2 separate regions of the Homo sapiens genome follow, and region 2 is linked to region 1. A link is an interaction called in ENCODE POLR2A ChIA-PET data of the cell type or tissue named here. Cell type or tissue: A673. All regions are shown on one strand. Each heading gives the region's core, and the rest is flanking DNA. Links, peaks and the distances in the headings are about the cores only.

Region 1 (5,379 bases), core at 235-5,234:
TTATATTTGGTTAATGATTATATAATGCTGAGCAAATTTTTACACACTAAAATAAAGAACAGCCTTAAGAATGTGTGGAAGTGAGAGAGGATAGTCATTCATCCTCATTTTCCTGAGGGTGAGAAAGTGGGATCTATAAATTAGGATAGGAATAGTCAAGCTGTTTTTTATCTCAAAATGCAATGTGGTTTTTGCTGCTTAGAAGATAATGCATCATGCATCTGAGTGGCCAACTATGCCCTATTTGGGGAAGACAAGACTTATGTTACTGTATTAGTCCATTCTCACACGCTATAAGGACATACCCAAGACTGGGTAATTTAAAAAGGAAAGAGTTTTAATTGATTCAAAATTCCATAGGGCTGAGGAAACCTCAGGAAACTTACAGTCATGGCAGAGAGGAAGCAAACATGTCCTTCTTCACATCGCGGCAGCAAGGAGAAGTGCAGAGCAAAATGGGGGAAAGCCCCTTATAAAACCATCAGCTCTTGTGAGAACTCACTCACTATCATGAGAACAGGATGGGAGAAACCACCCCCATGATTCAGTTATCTCCATCTCCACCTGGTCCCTCCTACAACACATGGAGATTATGGGAACAACAATTCAAGATGAGATTTGGGTGGGGACACAGGCAAACCATATCAGTTACTGAAGGTTTTGGGCTCTGTCTTAGTTCATCCAGGTTACTATCACCAAAACACCATAAACCGAGTGGCTTATAAGCAGCAAACATTTCTCACAGTTCTGGAGGCTAGGAAGTCCAAGGTCAAGGTGCCAACAGATTTGGTATCTGGTGATGGACCACTTTCTATCTTATAGGTGGCACCATCATGCTGTGTCCTCATATGGTAGAAGGGACAAGGAATCTCTCTGGGGTCTCTTTTATAGGACATTAATTCTATTCATAAGGGCACAGCCTACCAAGATACCTCACCTTCTAACACCATCACCTTGGGGTTAGGATTTTAACATATGAATTTGAAGGTGGGGAGCATAAACACTCCGTTTGTAGGCCCTAATCTAAAGGGTGACTACATCCTCATTAATTGTGGCAGGAAAACAAGAAGAGATCAGAGCTTTTAGCTGGGTGTGGATGGGAACTGAGAAAACTGAGAAGAAGGACTAGTAGGGAGGACCCTGAATAGAGCCCATTTACCCAAGGTCACATCCCAGAATGTTGTCTATGAGGGTTTATAGCAAGAAGATGGCAATGGAAGAAACGCACCAGCCAAAGGCCCAGGGTATCTTACTGGCAGGCCAGCCCCACTTTGTGTATGAGGCACTTGTACCCCTTCCCTCAGAGCACCTACATCCAGTGGTCCAGCAATGGCATGAAAAGACACAGTACCCTGCCTGAGCTATGGTTCTTAGGACTGGTGAGCCCAGAGAGACCTTGTGGACTAGCCAGGTGGTGGAGTGACTCCAGGGAGCACGCTGAACACATAGAACATTTGAAGCTGGGTGGACAGGAGAACAGGCTGGAAGAGGGGCTGTTGAGAGTGTTTCTGTTCAGGGAGGCAAGATGAACATGTGACAGTGAGCAGGGTTCCCCTAATGACATTTTGGCCAAGAAAGCAGCCTGGAGGTACTCGGCCGGGAATTCATTGCGGAGAGTGGGACTCTGGGGTGCTCAGAGTCAGGCAGTATGGAGGGAGGGTAAAGGAGGTGGGCTTATTCCAGGCCATTGGGAGGCTGGCCAAGAATGAGAAGTGTGGCAGGCCCTAGGAGGAGGAAGTGCTTGGCAGCCAGCAGAGCATGAATTGGAAAGACTCCTGGACTACCAAGCACTATGGAGGTTGTATTGGTCCATTCTCACGCTGTTAATAAAGACATACCCAAGATTGGGTAATTTATAAAGGAAAGAGGTTTAATTGACTCACAGTTCTGCAAGACTGGAGAGGCTTCAGGAAACTTACAATCATGGAAGAAAGGGAAGCAACATGTCCTTCTTCACATGGCAGCAGCAAGGAGAAGTGCAGAGAAAAGGAGGGGAAAAAGCCCCTTATAAAACGATCATCTTGTGAGAACTCACTCGCAATCATAAGAACAGCAGCATGGGGGTAACTGCCACCATGATTTAATTACCTTCCACTAGCTTCCTCCCATGACATGTGAGGATTATGGGAATTACAATTCAAGACAAGATTTGGATGGGGACACAGCCAAACCATATCAGAAGTCAAGAAGAGAAGCTGAGGTCTGGACAAGCCCAATTCCCAGGCATCTGATGGCTCTCTGGCGCAATGTTGTCTTGAGCTTCCCACTCCCACCTGCAGCAGAGGTGCTAGTCAGATGCTAAACTTGATCTCAAGAAAGGATCCCAGCTCTCAAATACCTGTCAAGTGTGTGCATACTTGTCAGGTGTACCCAGAGCCTGAGCTACCAGCAATGTCTGAGTTCAAAAGGGTGAGTAATGAAAGTGGTGTGAAGAAGGCACGCAGCAGGCTGAAGAATGGGCCCCCAAAGATGTCCACCACCTAATCCCAGGAAACATACATGGCAAAAGGGACTTTGAAGATGTAATTAAGGCCATAGACATTGAAATGGAGAGACTGTCCTGGATTATCTACTTGGCCCAGTGTAATCACAGTGTCCTTATAAGAGTGAGGCAAGAGGGGTGAGAGTCAAATAAGGAGATGTGACAATAGAAACAGAAGTTAGAGCCATGTGGGCCCACAACCAGCCTCTAAAAAGCTGGAAAAGGCAAGAAAATGAATTCTCCCTAGAGCCTTAAGAAGCAACACAACCCTGCCAACATCTTGATTTAAGCCCAAGAAAACTGATTTTGGAATTCTGACCCATAGAACTGTAAGATTATAAATTTGTGCTGTATTAAGCAACTATATTTGTGGTTCTTTGTTAGAGCAACTATAAGAAAGTAATGTGTGGAAATTAAAAACAAAAGCTGCTTTTGTGGTTACATACATTTAAAATTATCATAATGTTTATATTTGTCAACTTCTTATAACTCACAGTTTTTGTTATATCCTTTCCTTCTTAAAATATTTATTTTCCTACCTACTTCTATATCCATAATGTCTATATTATTTTTCTTAAAGAACCCACTAAATGTATCAGTTTTGAGTCCCCAGAAAAACTGGATCCACTAAAATGGATTATTAAATCTTGGCTATTGCAAATAGTGCTGCAATAAACATGGGAGTACAGGTATCTCTTCAAAAAAAAAAAAATGCCCCAGGAAGGCAGCAAGTAGAGAGCTTTAAACCACAGCTGCAGCTGCTTCAGGGCTGGGGCACTTGATAGTGTCAGGCAGTGATTTTGCACATAGCAATGTGGACTTCTGAGTAACAGGAGACAGACTTCCAGGAAGCACTCAGATCGTCGGGTATTTGTTTCTGCCTTATACAAGTTAAAATATACCAGACCTAACATTATGTACCTGACACACACTTCCTCATTTAATTCTCAGAACAACTCTATGATGCAGGCACTATTGGCATCCCCATTTCACAGAGCTAGAAACTGAGGCTCAAGTAGGTGAGGTTATGCACCCAAGCAAAAGAGCTGGGATTTGAAACTAGTCAGCCTAACCCCAGAGCCTACACTCAGAACCACTACATTATATTGTGTGATAAAAAGAAAAGAGTGCTAACTCTACCGTCTGCCCCACACAGCATGAGCAGGCTGTCCAGAAAGTGGAAGCAGAGAACATGTATTCTGTGGAGAGAGCTGTCCCTCTTAATTAACTATGTGGAGTGTGTTTGTGCAGTAGCAAGTGGGCCCAGAAAGGGCTGGCTTTAGGCACAGAAGACAAACTTTGCATGTTCTCACTGGTTTGTGGGAGCTAAAAATTAAAACAATTGAACTCATGGAGATAGACGGTGGAGTGATGGTTATTAGAGGCTGGGAAGGGTAGCAGGAAAGTAGGAAGTGGGAGTGGTTAATGGGCATACAAATGTAGTTAGATAGAATGAACAAGATTTAGTATTTGATAGCACAACAGTGTGACCACAGTCAACAGTCATTTGTTGTATATTTTAAAATAACTAAAAGATTATAGCAGGAATGTTTATAACCTAAAGAAATGATAAGTGCTTGAGATGATGGATAACCCATTACCCTGATGTGATTATTACACATTGTTCACCTGACTCAAATATCTCATGTACCCCAGAAATATGTATACCTACCACGTACGCAGAAATTTTTTCTTAATTTAAAAAAAAAAAACAGCTCTCCCTCTCCCTCTCCCCCTCCCCCTCTCTGCACGGTCTCCCTCTGATGCCGAGCCGAGGCTGGACTGTACTGCCGCCATCTCGACTCACTGCAACCTCCCTGCCTGATTCTCTTGCCTCAGCCTGCCCAGTGCCTGCGATTGCAGGCACGCGCCGCCAAGCCTGACTGGTTTTCGTATCTTTTGGTGGAGACGGGGTTTCGTAGTGTTGGCCGGGCTGGTCTCCAGCTCCTGATGGCGAGTGATCTGCCAGCCTCGGCCTCCTGAGGTGCGGGGATTGCAGACGGAGTCTCTCTCGCTCAGTGCTCAATGTTGCCCAGGCTGGAGTGCAGCGGCCTGATCTCAGCTCGTTAAAACCTCCACCTCCCAGCCGCCTGCCTTGGCCTCCCAAAGTGCCGAGATTGCAGCCTCTGCCCAGCCGCCACCCCGTCTAGGAAGTGAGGAGCGTCTCTGCCTGGCCGCCCATCATCTGGGATGTGAGGAGCCCCTCTGCCCGGCCGCCCAGTCTGGGAAGTAAGGAGCGCCTCTTCCCAGCCGGCCGTCATCCCATCTAGGAAGTGAGGAGCGTCTCTGCCCGGCCACCCATCGTCTGGGATGTGGGGAGCGCCTCTGCCCCGCCGCCCAGTCTGAGATGTGAAGAGCGCCTCTGCCCGGCCGCGACCCGGTCTGGGAACTGAGGAGTGTCTCTGCCCGGCCGCCACCCTGTCTAGGAGGTGAGGAGCGTCTCTGACCGGCCGCCCTGTCTGAGAAGTGAGGAGCCCCTCCGCCCGGCAGCCGCCCCGTCTGGGAAGTGAGGAGCGTCTCCGCCCTGCAGCCGCCCGTCCGGGAGGTGGGGAGCAGCCCCTGCCCGGCCAGCCGCCCCGTCAGGGAGGTGGGGGGCCGCCCCGTCCGGGAGGTGGGGGCCGCCTCTGCCCGGCCACCCCGTCTGGGAAGTGAGGAGCCCCTCTGCCCAGCCGCCGCCCCATCTGGGAGGTGTACCCAACAGCTCATTGAGAACGGGCCATGATGACGATGGCAGTTTTATCAAATAGAAAAGGGGGAAATGTGGGGAAAAGAAAGAGATCAGATTGTTACTATGTCTGTGTAGAAAGAAGTAGACATAGGAGACTTCATTTTGTTCTGTACTAAGAAAAATTCTTCTGCCTTGGGATGCTGTTAATCTATAACCTTACCCCCAACCC
Region 2 (5,379 bases), core at 63-5,062, 120 kb before region 1:
ATTCCCAGAGTGATTCGGGTTTTCAGCTTCCCTCCCAAAATGGCTGTGAAGATTAAGTAAAATAATGCAAAGTGCTCATAAACCATAAAGAATGTGACTTCCTGGCGGTTGATCATGGAAGGCAAACTGCAAAAAGATACAGAGGCCTGAAGTAGCAACAGTCACTGTAACTCAGACTTCTATCGAAACTTCATGAAAACAGAAGCAAATATATTCTGTCTAGGTAAAACTCTGGGGTCCCATTGCTTTTCGATCTGGGAGGAAATCTGACTTAAGCCCCATCTCATGAATTGAAAGGTTTTTGGCTGACTCCCAGGGTCTTCCATGGTCACCTGTGGCTCAGATTGCCTGTTCTGGTGATCTCCCATCATGCTACATCTCCCCTTCTGTGACCACCCTCTTCTTTCTGTCCTGAACCAAGCTGATGTACCTTTGCCTGTTGAACCTTCGAAGCACCACCCACACTAAAGCTGTTGCATGTTGTAAACAGACCTTTACTGAAGGTTGGCAATTATAGAGAGTTCTATCAGAACTCCACAAACTACTTAAAACTAGAACTTCTGGGCCATTTCCACACCAGGGCCTCCCATACTGGATGTTGGTCCTTCTCCACATCCCACTCCTCCATCAAAGGGCTTCTGTTTGGGCATCATTTCCCCCACTCTTCCCATCTACTCCTCTGTACTCTCTCATTTTTATTATGCAGAGTCGTTCTGATCTCGCTGTGTCTCTTCCAAATCATCCTCTAGAGTTGAGGGAGTAGGGAGAGGAGGCTTCATCTTTCACACCAAATAGGTGATTATGGTCGTTTCCTAAACGAATAACCATCTCCCTAAAATGAGTCTGCCCATTAGCCTGGCAAGGCAAACCAGCTGCAATCCTTTCCTTTTTTTTTTTTTTTTTTTTTTTTTTGAGATGGAGTCTCACTCTGTCACCCAGGCTGGAGTCCAGAGGCATCATCTTGGCTCACTGCAACCTCCACCTCCCAGGCTCAAGTGATTCTCCTGCCTCAGCCATTCCCATAGCTGAGACCACAGGCACGCACCACCACACCTGGCTAATTGTTGTATTTTAAGTAGAGACGGGGTTTTGCCATGTTGGCTGGGCCGGTCTTGAACTCCTGACCTCAAGCAATCTGCCCATCTCGGCCTTCCAAAGTGCTAGGATTACAGGTGTGAGCCATCATGCCCAGCCGCTTGGTTCTTATTTTCAACCAAGATTTTCTTTTTTCTGCTCCATGTGCCTGTGCTGGTGAAGGACAGCAAGGGCCTTGAGATTTTCTTGAATTTTTCTGTCTATTCCTCCCACTTAGTGCTTGATTTTTCATGGCTAGAGAGAGCCTAGGTGTGCTTCAGCTGTCCCGCTGGTTCCCATGTCTGTATAATGAGAGAACAGCTGATCCCAGATTTGTAAAAATCCAGCAAAATAACCAACAGCTTAAATGTGCAAATGGAAGTTATTACACTGGCCCAGATTGGGTCAATGACCAATTAAGGGGCCCTGTGGAGGCACACTCCATACTCAGGTGAGGATCTCTCTGCTGCAAAAACAACTGGGAGGCAAGATGTGTGGATCAGCTGAAATCCAGCTGAACCTGTTTCTTGACAATTAACCGCAGGAGTCAGGAAAGTAGGGCCCTTGGTTTGAATTCTGAATTGATTTTAAAAGAATCACGGTGTTAGGGGAAAAGTCATAGGAGATTTGAGTTCAAATGGGAGCACTGCCTCTACCTGGCATTGAGAATTTGGGTACCTCATCTGGAAACTGTCTTAAATCATTTCTGGAGGAAGATAAGGTGGATGAATGGACAGACGAACAGATGGATGTTTGGATGTGCATTCATCTGTCAAAGGGAGATAATAATGCCTACCCACTTATTTTCAGGAGTCACTGAACATCTGAAACAGTGCGGTGTTCTTGTGGGCTGGGTATTTTTTTTTTTCTCTTCTACAGCCAAAAGAGACACTAACTAACGTTATGTTTTTCTGGAAATGCAGAAACCTGTGCATTTCTAAAGGCCCACTACTAATGGAAGTTCTGTCGTTGCAGATGACATCTCTTAGGAACAAGGCAAAGAAAAGCAAACAATCTCTTCCCCCACTTCCCCTGCTAGTTCCCACCCCCAACAGTCCCCTCCCCACATTCCACATTGCCATCCATCATCTCCCACCCTGTCCGTTTTTATCCTAAAGCAGTACTTGTTAAAGGCTCTGTGACCACTCCAGCTATTTCCTTTGAGGATGGAAACACTGCCACCGAAGCTTCATTATTATGCTAATCGAGCTCGGTCTAAGCTGCTTTCATAACTGCCACATTAAAGCGTCCCATAGAGGAGAGGCCTCCAGAGCGATGTGCTTTGCACCGGGTGAATATTAATGAAGGATGGATGAGTTCAGAGCAGTTGTTGTTGAGCCTGGCCATCAGGTAAAGGGGTCTCGCTCTCACTGCCATAAATAAATAAATAAGTAAACAAGCAAACAAGCAGATTCTAAAACACAAAGGAACCGGAGCAAAGCTTCAGAGGAGGAAAAAAGGGGATTCTTGCACAGTATAAACATCTTCCATTGCATAGTATGCATCACTTTTATCAAGCCAGGGTAATTGTCCCTATTTTCGAGACAAAGAACGTAGGCCTCATAACTGTGAAGACTTATTCAGAGACTTACCACTCCTCAGTGACAAGATCTTACACCACTCCAGCCTGCAGAGCAGCCAGTGACAAAACTGGGGAAACCAAGCTAAGCCAAACTGCTAAAAATAAGAAGCTAGAAGGTGACAGAGTGGAGACTGGAGTCCAGTGGGGATGCTTACCAAATTGACCCCTTGGAACAGTAACGGTGCACAGCTCTCTTGTATCCTGATGAAAAGCTGTAATAGACAACCCCCTGACTTGCTTTGCCTAGTTTTCAGTGGTGTCCCATGGAAAACTAAAGGAGGAGGAAGACCCACAGGTTCCAGAAGTATTTCTGGACAACTCGGAGAGAATGAGAGATAAAAGGCCCTAGACTGGCAGCATCAGGAGAAAGGAGCTGAATCTCCCTTCCCAGATATAAATCAAGAAGCTGAGCTAAACAGAGGTCAGTACCTCTCCTAGTCCCTGCATGCCAGGGGCACACCAGGGGGTTCTCATGAGCAGCCCATCTCAGTATCTCTCATACTTCCTAAAGGAGTCTCAGTCTTTCTGCTTCTAACCCAAAGAAGAAGAAATCCTGAAAAAAGCATTGCTAACTTCTGCTCCCATGAGTTAGAAGTGACTACGACATTCCATATCTTTCTCACTGAGAAGTCTGTGGCCCTTAAATCTTTCCAGTCCAACAATGAACACCCCTCAATTACATTAGATACATGCTATAATCCTTCCCACTAGCGAGATAAAGATTCATGCGTGGTGCACTCCCCAAGAGTCATTCCCAGCCCCTTCCTTCCTTGCTGGCAGATGCTGGAATATTCTCCAGATGTTTGCAGCAACCCTCCCTTCCTACCCTGTGTCTTCAGCCAAGGACACCCCCTCCCGTCCCAAGGGTAAATATTAAATGTTAATTTATTTAAGCCAATCCTGTTGATTCCATTCACTTGCCAGTGATAGATACAGACCTAGGCCTGTGATGTAACCCTGACCCTTAAGATACAGGGATGAGAGAGTTGCGAGTCATTGGGAAAGTTTCCAGTGCTCTAAAAAGAGGGCAAAAGCCTGGGACTTTGGCCTCTTCCTGCATTTGAATATAGGCAATGCTTTGAGCTGTGGCAGACACTAGTAAAACCAAGAAAAAGCCAAGGAAATTACAAGAGGCCAGCAGAAGCCTGACATCCCTGCACTGCTGAAGCTACCACCTCTCGAGTCACCTGCTGTGGTCTTCTTGTTAGGTGAGATAATGGTATTTTTATTATTGTTTAGGCCATTTTTATCTGGATGTCCTGACACTTGTAAACAAAATGGTCCTGCTATACCTCCTTGTTTTTTGGGGACAGAATCTCAATTTTGTTTGGGTAACCTATACCCCAATTAAACTAACGTGATAAGCTAAACTAATGGTGGAAGCTCCATTTCCTTACCAGAGATTGGTTTAGGGTGCAAATGTGACCTAAATCTTCCAATGAAATGGAAGTAGAAGTTTCTGTGGAGGCTTTTAAGAGGTTTCTTGTTTAGGAGAGAAAACAAGGAACAGGGATTTTTCTTTCCCTGCTGATATGGGTTGGCTGTGTCTCCACCCAAAATCTCATCTTGAATTATAATCCCCATCATCCCCATTGTCAAGGGAGAGATCAGGTCGAGGTAACTGAATCATGGGGGTGGTTTCCCCCATGCTGTTCTCCTGATAGTGAGTGAGTTCTCATGAGACCTGATGGTTTTATAAGGGGATCTTCCCCCTTTGCTCGGCACTTCCCCTTCCTGCCACCTTGTGAAGAAGGTGCCTTACTTCCCCTTTGCCTTCTGCCATGATTGTAAGTTTCCTGAGGCCTCTCCAGCCATGTGGGACTGTGAGTCAATTAAACCTCTTTCCTTTATAAATTGCCCAGTCTCAGGTACGTCTTTGTAGCAGTGTGAAAACAGACTAATACACCTGCTGAATGTCCTCATGCTTGGATGTCACATACACGGAGCTGCAGCAGCCATCTTGAAACCATGAGGGGCACTGGTCTGAGGAAAAAGTTAATGTGTTGAGGTTGGTGAATCTTTATTGTTAAAGGGATTTCAAGTTGGGTTTTCTATTATACAGCCGAGTAATGATAATCTTTAGCCTTATAGTTCAGGAATGGATTGCTTATAGTTATCTATCCAGTCACTTGCCTTCCCAATACTCTTGGGTAGAAGAGGAAGGGGTAGGTAGTACAGCAGCCTAATAAAAGGAACTTAACACTTGTATCCTATCCAGACCGCAGGAGTAGTGGGTGCCAGTTAAGGATGTGCCATGAATACTTGTGGCAATGACAAATTACTGTGGAGCCTGTGAGTTTTTATTTTATTATGACTTCCGTTTTCTTTTAATTTAATCACCACTAAATTTTTTATAAGGAAGAAGGAAAGCAAGGGCAGATTAAGAGAGCCTGTAAAATGCATTACATCTTTAAAACATGGATTTCATTACTCACATGCTTGTAAAATGCTTTCATGAATATCAAGTCTCTTCACACTCCTCCCCCACCAAAAACAGAAAAGAAAATGAGAAAAAGGAAATGGTTGTGGTTCTATTTGCTTTATTTTCCTGCAAAATGCTTTGAATCCTGTGAAAACCTAGGTGGACTTATTGGCATGTATACTGTGTCTGACCATTATCTAGGGTGGGTGTTGGGGCAGAACATGGCCAAAGGCCACTGCCCCACCTGTGACCAAACAACCACTCCAACCATGGCTGCTACCTGTTGGGCTCTAACTAGAGG

Evidence for each region. ChIA-PET counts read pairs that join two places held together with the same protein. Peaks named below come from ENCODE experiments on the same cell type or tissue, not always from the same donor. Only the 100,000 strongest peaks of a DNase experiment are listed, where the experiment ranks them.
Region 2: POLR2A ChIA-PET joins it to region 1 with 5 read pairs; 2 of 35 experiments call an interaction of 5 or more read pairs at or near these places.

Annotation. Positions count from the first base shown.
Region 1 is chr2:219,750,840-219,756,218 of GRCh38, reverse strand. No RefSeq gene overlaps it. Among named protein-coding and RNA genes, the nearest start is that of LINC02832, 24 kb to the right of the region's middle. In A673, for the core only: no CTCF peak of the experiment used is centred there; no DNase peak of the experiment used is centred there.
Region 2 is chr2:219,868,431-219,873,809 of GRCh38, reverse strand. No RefSeq gene overlaps it. Among named protein-coding and RNA genes, the nearest start is that of LINC01803, 34 kb to the left of the region's middle. In A673, for the core only: no CTCF peak of the experiment used is centred there; DNase peaks (open chromatin) are centred at 2,279 and 4,969.